2 separate regions of the Homo sapiens genome follow, and region 1 is linked to region 2. The links are chromatin contacts, found by Hi-C or POLR2A ChIA-PET in ENCODE. All regions are on one chromosome and are shown on one strand. The core of a region is the stretch at or near the end of the contact, and the rest is flanking DNA. Distances in the headings are between cores, read along the strand shown.

Evidence for each region. A loop is a pair of places that touch in the nucleus more often than their neighbours do. ChIA-PET counts read pairs that join two places held with the same protein, here RNA polymerase II (POLR2A). Pooled maps may share reads with other maps.
Region 1: a map with no recorded cell type shows a loop between it and region 2 (5-fold over the local background). The contact joins the promoter of TNFSF9 here to the promoter of HSD11B1L in region 2. A Hi-C loop is called at or near these places in 2 of 37 single-sample maps with no recorded cell type and 2 of 50 pooled maps. POLR2A ChIA-PET finds 5 or more read pairs at or near these places in 2 of 52 experiments (A673 and GM10248).

Annotation. Positions count from the first base shown.
Region 1 is chr19:6,527,706-6,532,623 of GRCh38, reverse strand. TNFSF9 (TNF superfamily member 9) reads right to left here and starts at 1,598. Exons shown (of 3, transcript NM_003811.4): 1 at 1,321-1,598. The coding sequence starts at 1,587. RefSeq lists enhancers at 1-219, 821-920, 3,691-3,950, 4,381-4,610 and silencers at 1,331-1,400, 1,541-1,770.
Region 2 is chr19:5,679,444-5,684,821 of GRCh38, reverse strand. It overlaps HSD11B1L (hydroxysteroid 11-beta dehydrogenase 1 like), which reads right to left and starts at 3,795. Exons shown (of 8, transcript NM_198706.3): 1 at 3,551-3,795; 2 at 1-3. MICOS13 (mitochondrial contact site and cristae organizing system subunit 13) reads left to right here and starts at 4,306. Exons shown (of 4, transcript NM_205767.3): 1 at 4,306-4,364; 2 at 5,059-5,236. The coding sequence starts at 4,336. RefSeq lists a silencer at 3,618-3,827 and enhancers at 3,878-4,347, 4,358-4,457, 4,478-4,557, 4,588-4,697, 5,078-5,217.

The DNA of each region.
Region 1 (4,918 bases), core at 349-2,848, 850 kb before region 2:
CACAAACACACAAACACACGAACACAAACACAAACGAACACACACACGAACACCCACATTAACACACAGACACACGAACAAACACGAACACACACACGAACGCAAACACAAACACACACAAACACCCACACGAACACACACAGACACACACGAACACAAATATCCAAACACACCCACATGAACACAAACACCCACACGAACGAACAAACACAAACACCCACACGAACACACACCCACACGAACACAAACACACCCACGAACACACACACATACGCACCCCCACACGAACACACACACACGAACACAAACACCCACACAAACACGAACACACACACACACACACACACACACACACACGAAGCTGGTGGCTCAACCTGCCCCAAGGACAGATCTCCAAGAATTCAGGAGGGAAAAGCGATCCCTCTTCTTTCCAGCCCCCTTGGGGGTATTCCCCTGGGGGTCTTGAAAGGGAGAGGGGTACCTCAGATGTTGGGGATAAGGCTCTTTGGGAGTTAGCAAAGGAACTGGGGGTCTCCTTGGCGGTCCCAGATAAAGAGGAAGTGCCCCCCTCGGATCGGGGATGGAAAAAAGGTTCCCCCCAGAGATGCAGAGCTTGTGGGGGTGCGGGGTAAAAAGAGGTGCCCTCAATGTCCTAAGTCCTACATAGAGAAAGGAAGCCGTCGAGGGTTGGAGAACCGCGGAGGGTCCCCCGTCCAGGGTGCAGATGGGGTGCCTTGGGAATGCGGAATGAAGAGGGGTGCCCCCACCCACTGCCACATGGAGGGAAGCCAGCCTTTCTCCGACCCGGGGTGCAGAAGACGTATCCCTGAGGGGTTGAGGACTGTGGGGGTCTCCTCCTCCTGGCCTGGGGTGCTGATGGGGTCTCGGGATGCGGAATGAAAGGGGTGCCCTCCCGTGCAAGACGGAGAAGGAGAGCCCTTGGAGGTCCAAAAAGAACTTGTGGGGGTCTCCTCTCCCCCTCCCGGGATACAGATAGGGTCTCGTAGCGGGCGCAGGATGAAAGGGGTGCCCCCCGGACTAGAAGAAGGAGACCCTTGGGGGGTCCAAAAAGAACTGTTGGGCGGTCTCCTCCCCGCCCCCGGCCTGGGGTACAGATGAGGTGTCGTAGGGGTGCGGGATGAAAGGTGTGCCCCCCCGGCCTCGGTGCTAGATGGAGAATGGGAGCCCCGGTGGGTCTCCTCTCCCCGGCCGGGAGTGTAGAACAGGTGTCCCTGGGGGTGCGGGAGGGAGAAGGGAGTCCCAGAGGGGCGGTAGGGGTCTCCCGCGAGACCAGCTACCGAGGGTCGGGGCACGTCTCACCTGCCGCAGGTCCAAGAGGCCGGCGGGATCGTCGGGCGAAAGCTCGGGACCCTCGCGGAGTCTCGGGCTGGCCGCGGAGCCGGGCGAGGCGCGAGCCCCGGACACGGCCCAGGGGCAGGCGAGGAAGACGGCGCAGGCGGCAGCGAGCAGCAGCAGCAGCAGCAGCCCCGCGACCAGGGCCCAAGGCAGTACGCGGCAGGCGCGAGCGCGGGGCGCGGGAGGCCACGGGGCTTCGGGGTCCAGTGAAGCGTCAGAGGCGTATTCCATGACGAGAGACTGCGGGAAGACACAGCGCGCCGCTTTTTATAGCTGCTTGGCTACAAAAGGAGGCCACGCCCCTCCGCCCGCGGCCACGCCCCTCCGCCCGCGGCCACGCCCCTTCCCAGCCCAGAGCCTTTCCCCTCGTCCCCGTGACTCTGCGGAATTTTCTCCACTCGGATCTCTCTCCGCTTTTCGCTCTCCTTTCCGTTTCCGGCCTTCCAAGCTCGGCTCCAGGTTCCTTTCTCCCTGCTGTCTCTCCATCGCCCTGGTTCTCCCTCTCTGCCGCTCTTTCCCGGTATCTCTGTGGGTCTCTTGCTGACTCAGTCTCCTTTGCTCTCTGTGTCTCCCCGTTAACGTCTTTCTCTGTCTCTGTTGATTGCCTCTGCAGTGGGTGGAAAGAGATCTTTCTCTCTCTCTGCCAATTTATGTCTATGCGTGCCTCTGTGCCTGTATTATCTCTGTCTCTGTCTCTCTCTATCTCTGTCTCTAATTCTCTCTCCCTGTCTCTGGCTCTGTTATCTCTGTCTCTGTATCTCTCTGTCTAACTCTGTCTCTGGCTGTTATCTCTGTCTCTCATTGTATCTCTCTCTGACTCTCTCTCCCTGTCTCTGGCTCTGTTATCACTGGCTCTGTCTCTCTATCTGTCTTCTCTCTCTCTGCCTCTGACTCTCTCTCCCCATGTCTGGCTCTGTTATCTCTGTCTATATATCTCTCTCTGTCTCTGACTCTCTCTCCCTATCTCTGGCTCCGTTATCTCTGTCTCTGTATCTGTCTCTGGCTCTGTTATCTCTGTCTCTCTATCTCTGTCTCTGACTGTCTCTGGCTCTGTTATCTTTCTCCCTCTCTCTGCTTCTGTTATCTCTGTCGCTGTCTCTGGCTGTGACTCTCTCTCTCTGTCTCTGTGTCTGGCTCTCTCTGTCTCTGTCTCTGACTCTGTCTCTGGCTCTGTTATCTCTGTCTCTATGTCTCTGTCTCTGTGTCTCTCTCCCTGTCTCTGGCTCTTTTATCTATGTCTGTCTGTCTCTTTCTCTCTGTCTCTGACTCTCCCTATCTCTGGCTCTGTTATCTCTGTGTCTGTCTCTCTGTCTCTGACACTCTCTCCCTGTCTCTGGCTCTGCTATCTCTGTCTCTGTATCTCTCTTTGTCTCTGCCTCTCCCTGTCTCTGGCTCTTTTATCTATGTCTGTCTTGTGTCTCTTTCTCTCTGTCTCTGACTCTCCCTATCTCTGGCTCTGTTATCTCTGTGTCTGTCTCTGTCTCTGACACTCTCTCCCTGTCTCTGGCTCTGTTATCTCTGTCTCTGTCTCTCTGTCTCTGGCTCTGTTATCTCTGTCTCTGTATCTCTCTTTGTCTCTGCCTCTCCCTGTCTCTGGCTCTTTTATCTGTGTCAGTCTGTGTGTTTCTTTCTCTCTGTCTCTGACTCTCCCTATCTCTGGCTCCGTTATCTCTGTCTCTCTCCATCTCTGACTCCCTCTCTTTATGCATCTCTGTGTCTCTCCCTGTCTCTGTATGTCTCTGGCTCTCACTCTTTCTGTCTCTCTCCCTGTTTCTCTCTGTCTCTGATTCCCTCTGTCTCTCTCTGACTCTCTGTCTCTCCCTGTCTCTCTCCTTTTCCTTCTTTAGTCTCTCTTTGTCTCCTTCCCCTCCTCTCAGCACCCCCTAGCCCCCCATCACTAGGACTCCCCCGGGTTCCCCCACATCCAGCACTTCCTAAGAAGGGTCAGGCTTCAGCCAAGCCTCAACCACCCTCACTCCTGGAGCATCTGCCCCCTGATCCCCAACCCCCCAGTGGAACCCTGAGTGTCATGCTCAGCCCTCCTGGCCACCTTCCCCGGGACCCCTGGGCCTTCCCTGGCCTGCCCCCACCCACCCACTGGATGGTTCCCGGCAGGAGCCCCTCGGGACCCTACAAGCAGAAGCTCGGAGAGTCCAGGTGGAGAAATTCCCCTTGCAAGAAAGGGACAGTGTTGAGCGAGTTGGAGGAAACACATTTCCCATCTGCTCTGGCCTGCTGGAGGCGGCCAATCCGGGGCTGGGAGGATGGGCCAAGAAGCGGTGAAAACTTGGCCCCAAAAGAGGAAGCACTCCCAGATGGAGAGGGACGTGACCCGGGGAAAGCCCTTGGCTGGTGTTGAAGTCCTGGTCTGCCCAGACCAGTGTGGGTCCACAATGGCCAACTCCCTTCCCATCTCCCAGCCCCATGGGAGATGGGAGGGTAGACCACGCCTTTCATCCCTCTGCTAGCAGAAGTCAACAGCCCATAAAATAAAGGGACTTTTGTTTTGCTTTCAGATACAAGGTCTTGCTCTGTCGCCCAAGCTGGAGTGCAGTGGCACGATCATAGCCCACTGCAGCCTCCAATCCTGGGTTCAAGCCATCCTCCTGTCTTAGACTCCTGAATAGCTGGAACTACAGGCACATACCACCATGCCTACCAATTTTTTTTTTTAATTTTTTACTTTTTATAGAGACAGGGTCTTGCTATGTTGCTCAGCTGGTCTCAAACTCCTGGACTCAAGCAATGCTCCTGTCTTGGCCTCTCAGCACTGTGATGCCAGTCATGCGTTACCGTGCCCAGTCATAAGGTAGACTTCTCATTCAACAGAACAAGTATCTTCCAGGTCAGCACTGTGTCTGATCCTGTATTGGGCCTCCCTGGGGGATTGCAGAGAAAACAGTAATGTTACTGGCTAGTGTTGAAGGAGCATTACCAAATGCTAAACACTTCCTATATACGGTTTGGGTACTCCACGTGTGAGGCCCGACCCAGCAACAGGGCCACTATCAATTAGCTATGCAAATTCTAGCACCCCGCCTAAACCTCCGGAAACTCTCAGAGGGGGTGTCCTCCAGAAGATTCCGACGGCCCCGCAAGTTTGAGAATGCCACTTGTGCCCACGTTTTTCCTTCGCATCTGCTATTCCTCGGCCTGGAACATTCTTTCCCCAGAACCGCAACTGCCAGACACTTTCTCACCACTCATGTCTCCCTTTACACCATCCCTTCCGGGTCAAGATGACAAACTGAACCAGCCTCTGTTTTCACTGTCTCCTGAAACTTCACTGTAGTCACACTTGAGCAATTGTTCGTAAACCAAAAAAAAAAAATTACAAGCCAGCAGAACGGAAAGGTGAGTTTCCTTAGATTTCCACCACCCCTAAGACCTACTCGTTGGTGAATCCCCTCAACTATGAATAATGTGGTGGATGGCGGCTAAAATACAGAAGTTTGCCATAGATAAATTTGCAGAAGAAGGCCGGGCGCAGTGGCTCACGCCTGTAATCCCAGCACTCTGGGAGGCTGAGGCAGGTGGATCACCTGAGGTCAGGAGTTCAAGA
Region 2 (5,378 bases), core at 2,546-5,045:
GGCCTGCAGAGGGACAGGGGACAGAGGTGGCCGGCACAGGCCTGGCCCACAGCCACCCGTGTTTGGTGGGTGTTTGGTGATGCCACCGCCTTGGATCCACGCCTTCCTATCCACCTCCACAGCCACCACCTGTCCAGGCCACCACGGTGGCTCCATGAACCACCGCGGCTCCATGAACCACCGCACCTGCACCCTCCCCCTCCACCCTTCTCAGCCCTCTCCATCTGCACACCTTGCCTCTCCTGGACTGAAAATCCTTCCTGTTCCAGTTAGAATAAAAACCAGACTCCTTGGTGGCTACAAACGCCCTGTGTGGACCTGTCCTCCTTGCTCACTCCGCTCCACTAAAACAGACCCTTCGCTGTTCCTTGAAACCAGCCAGTCACTATCCTGCCTCAGGGCCTTCTCGTGGGCTGTTCCTACTGCCTAGAATGCTGTTCCCGGATATAACCCAATGGCTTGCTCTCTCACTTCTTTCAAGTCTCAGTGCAAAAGTGACCTCCTTCAGCTGGATGTGGTGGCTCATGCCTGGAATCCCAGCACTTTGGGAGGCTGAGGCGGGCAAATCACTTGAGATCAGGAGTTCGAGACCAGCCTGGCCAACATGGTGAAACCCCATCTCTATTAAAAATACAAAAATTAGCCGGGCGCGGTGGCAGGCGCCTGTAATCCCAGCTACTCAGGGGGCTGAGGCACGCACATGCCTGTAATCCAGATATTTGGGAGGCTGAGGCAGGAGAATCGCTTGAACCTGGGAGGCAGAAGTTGTAGTGTGCCGAGATTTGCCATTGCACTCCAGCCTAGGCAACAAGAGCGAAACTCCGTATCAAAAACAAACAAACAAACAAAAAAAGAACAGTGACCTCCTTCAAGTGAGGGCCTCCTTTTTTTATTATTTATTTTTTTATTTTTATTTTTTTTTATTTTTGAGGCAGAGTCTCACTCTGTTGCTCAGGCTGGAGTGCAGTGGTGCGACCATAGCTCACTGCAGCCTGGACCTCTTGGGCTCAAGCAATCCTCTTGCCTCAGCCAATGGAGCAGCTGGGACTACAGGTGGGCGCACCAGCACACCCAACTAATCATCGTATTTTTTGTAGGGATGGGGTCTCACTATGCTGCCCAGGCTGATTTTGAACTCCTGGGCTCAAGTGATCCTCCCGCCTCAGCCTCCCAAAGTGCTGGGATTACAGGTGTGAACCACCGTGCCCAGCCCAAGGACCATTTGTTACTCGTTCCACCATCCTTCTCTCCCTGTAGACCATCAGCTCCATAAGGGCAGGAAGGAAATGGAAATCTTCTACTTTGTTCCCTATTGGGTCTTCAGGGCCCAAAACTGTGCCAGGTACACAGTAGGTGCTCAATAGGTACCAGATTGATCATGGAGTGATATGAGGCACGTGGGAGGCGAGAGGTGAGGAAGCCAAGAGACAGCTCGCTCTCTGGAGACACCCAGAAGGCATTTGACACATGGGGCTGGGTTGGAGACAGAGGTGCCTGCGTCATCCAGATGAAGATATGATTTATGATTTCAGCTATGGGAGCTGATTCACTAATTCCAGGGAGAAGGTGAAAGAGAGAAACAGTCCAGGTTCTTTTTTTTTTTTTTTTTTTTTGAGACTGAGTTTCACTCTTGTTGCACAGGCTGGGATTACACTTTGTAATCCCAGCATTTTGGGAGGCCGAGGTGGGCGGATCACTTGAGGCTGGGAGTTCGAGACCAGCCTGACCAACATGGAGAAACCCAGTCTCTACTAAAAATACTAAATTAGCTGGGCATGCTGGCACATGCCTGTGATCCCAGCCAATGGAGCAGCTAGGACTACAAGTGGGTGCACCAGCACGCCCAACTAATCATCGTATTTTTTGTAGAGATGGGGTCTCCTGCTGAGGCAGGAGAATTGCTTGAACCCAGCGGGGTGGAGATTGCAGTGAGCTGAGATCGCCCCACTGCATTCCAGCCTGGGCAACAGAGTGAGACTCTGTCTAAAAAAAAAAAAAAAAAAAAAAAAAAGTCAATGGGACAAGGGGAAGGGGACTTCCAGAACCAGGAAGCTGAGACAGACCAGATGGAGCGGATCATTGAGGAGTCCCTAAATCTCCCATCTGTAGGTCCAGCCCTAGGTTCTTTGCCTCTGCTGTCTTCTGGGTGTCTCCTCCTGACAACCTCCAGGCCCCTTAGAACCAGCAGGACCCAATCCAGGCTCAGCATGTCACCCCATACCTGCTTCTCTTCCCAGCTCACCATCACAGAAATAGCCCCACTATCCCCTGTCCCTAAATGGGAGACCCAGGTATTGTCCTCACCTCCTTCTATCCTTTCACCCCCACGAGCTCATGGTTTTCAGATCTTATCAGTTCTCCCTCTCCAGTCTCTCCCCAGCTGTCCCTTCCTCTCTCTCTCCAGGACTCCCAGATTGTCACCTCCCTCCTAGACCCTACCCCGGGCCTGACCACCCCCATCTTTCCTTTGGCCTCCCTTCCATCTCCGATTTGGTCTCCCCCACCTCCACACTGGCTTCCCCATGTCCATACTCATTCTCTCCCTGCCTCTTCTGTCAATGCAGCCAAAGGCGTCTGTGTCAAAAGCAACATGGCCATGGCCCTTCCTGCTCCAAACCCTCTCAGGGGTCCCCACTGCAACTGATGGAAACCAGGCTCCTCACTGCACCCCATGAGGCCCTGCAGGTATAGCCCCTGACTACCTGTCTATCCTTCTCTCCCACGGCCCCATCTATGAATCGTTCAGTTCTCAAAATAATGAACTCCTCACCTTTCCCAGACACACCAGGCATGCCCACAGCAAGAAACGAGCTTCCACCTTTTCCCCTTCCAGGGACAGCCCATGAAGCTCCTCTGCTCATCCCTCTTTCCACCCCCAGCTCTACACTGACTGCAGCAGCCCGGCAGGGGGAAGTGGGACCAGATGGACTGACGGGTGGACGGATGGGTGGATGGATGAATGGATAGATGGACAGATGCATGTATGGATGCATAGATAGAAGGATGGATGGGTGGATGGCCAGATGAATAGATGGATGGGTGGATGGATGGATGATGGACGGAGAGATGTATGGGTGGATAGATGGATGAGTGGATGGATGTATGAATGGATAAATGGGAACACATAAATGGATGGATGGATGGATGGATGGATGGACGGACGGATGCATGGATGGATGGATGGATGGATGGATGGATGGACGGATAGATGAGTGGGTGGCCAGATAAATAGATGGATGGGTGGACAGATGGATGAGTGGAAGGATGGGGGGAGCAGATGGATGAATGGATGGGCGGACAGATGGATGAACGGAAGTGTGGATGGATAGATGGAAGGATAGATGGGTGGATGGCCAGATGGATAGACGGGTGGGGGACAGATGGATGGATGGGCAGATGAACGGTTGAAGCAGCCCGGCCGAAATGCGGGAGAAATGGGGGGAAGCCCTGCAGAACGCATCGGCCCCTTCTTGACCTCGGCGGGCCTTAGCTTCCCCTCTGAACAAAGCGGGCGTGTGACCCTCTGCGCACCCCTAAACCGTGCACTCACCCGCTCAGGCCTCAGTTTCCCCCACTGTCCAGCGGGGGTGGGGTCCCGGGCTGGGAGCCACGCGAACGCCCCCACGGTCCTCTCTTCTCGGCCGCCTCCTGCCGGGTCCCCGACCGCACCCCCTCCCGTAGGGCACGGGTCACGTGACTCGAAGCCCACCTCCTCCCGGGGAGGGGCCGGGCCTCGGGGACCCAGCGCCGGAGCGTCGCCGGGCAACAGTGCCCGCCTGGTCTTCGCCTCCCAGCAGGGGCCCGGCCCCGCCCACTGGGCGGACGCCCCGCCTCCGAATCGATCACGTGAGGGGGCCGCAGCGCTCGAACAATCCCGCCCTCTCGTTGCCGTGACAACCGCCTTGTAGGCACACTCTTCTTAAATCCGGGCCCTTGGTCCCCCGCGCGGGCGCGGGTGGATCTCTCGGGCTCTGACTTGTTTTCGGGTCACCTTCAGGCTTCAGCCAGGCACCTGACGCCTCTTTCCCCTCACGGTGCCAGGGCCGGGCCGAACTACATTTCCCAGGAGGCTCCGCGGCCAGGTGCAAACAGCGCCGTGCTGACTACATTTCCCAGACAGCCTTGCGGCGGCCCGGGCCTTAAAGCGTCCATTTCCCAGCGGCCCTCCGCTGCGAGACCGCAGCCCTTCTCTGGAGTCTCAGAGCCGCAAGACACCACGACTCCCAGAGGACCTTGCGTCGGGCAAGAAAGACTACACCTTCCAGAGGCCTCTGCGGCGCCGCGACAGGAAGCGGCGGGCGAGCCGAGTGTCCTTGCGCGTGGATCCGAGCGACCATGGTGGCCCGGGTGTGGTCGCTGATGAGGTGCGTGGGGGCGCCGGAGGGGACCCGAGTCCCCGAAAAAGTCCATTTTTGTGGGCATCCCTGTCTCCAGTCTGGTCCCGATCTGCTCTTCGCTTCCCTTAGAGTCACTTCCCCTTCGTTCCCCGCCTATGGGCCAGATAGGGAAACTGAGGCTTCAGAGGGGCGGGGCTTCCCGAGGTCGCCAATCCCCTCCCTCCTGCTTCCCAGCGAGCCCTTGGCGTTCAGTTCGCGGTGTCAGCCTCCGCCTCCGAGCCTCAGTTGTCTTCTCTGTGAGGTGGGAATGCCGGTGAATCCTGCCGCTGGCGTGGATGAGAAGTGAATGCGTGCTCGGAGCTGCGAGTGACAGCGGGCAGGAGGCGCCCAGGGACACTTGGTTTCTCCAGGGCTGGAAGGCTTCTAGAAGGTCAAGATCTTACGTCTTCACTGCCCCTGCTCACTGTGGGACTTTGAGTGACCCACTCTCCCCCTCTGGGTTTCAGTTCATCAGTTCAAGTGGCGTCCAGCCGCCCTGCCTTGCACGTTGTAAAACGAGTGCTGTATATAATAGGGGTCTGGGTCGACGGTGCTGCACTACAGAGTGTCACCCTGTGGACGGTGAGCCCTCAGGAGGGTCTCACTCTCCCCGTGGGCCTTGGCCCCTGAGGGTGGCTGTCAGTGTCCGCTGAGCTTCTGCTCCTCCCGTCCCTGCCCGCAGGTTCCTCATCAAGGGAAGTGTGGCTGGGGGCGCCGTCTACCTGGTGTACGACCAGGAGCTGCTGGGGCCCAGCGACAAGAGCCAGGCAGCCCTACAGAAGGCTGGGGAGGTGGTCCCCCCCGCCATGTACCAGTTCAGCCAGTACGTGTGTCAGCAGACAGGCCTGCAGATACCCCAGGTACTACGGGCCGGGAACGAGGCCAGGGTTTGGCGGGTGGTCAGCTCTGGGAGGTCCCTCCAGCCCTGCACGATGTTGTCCTCCATATTGATGCTGACCTGATTCTCCGGCCTGTCCTCCTCCCTCCGCCTCTGGGGATGGG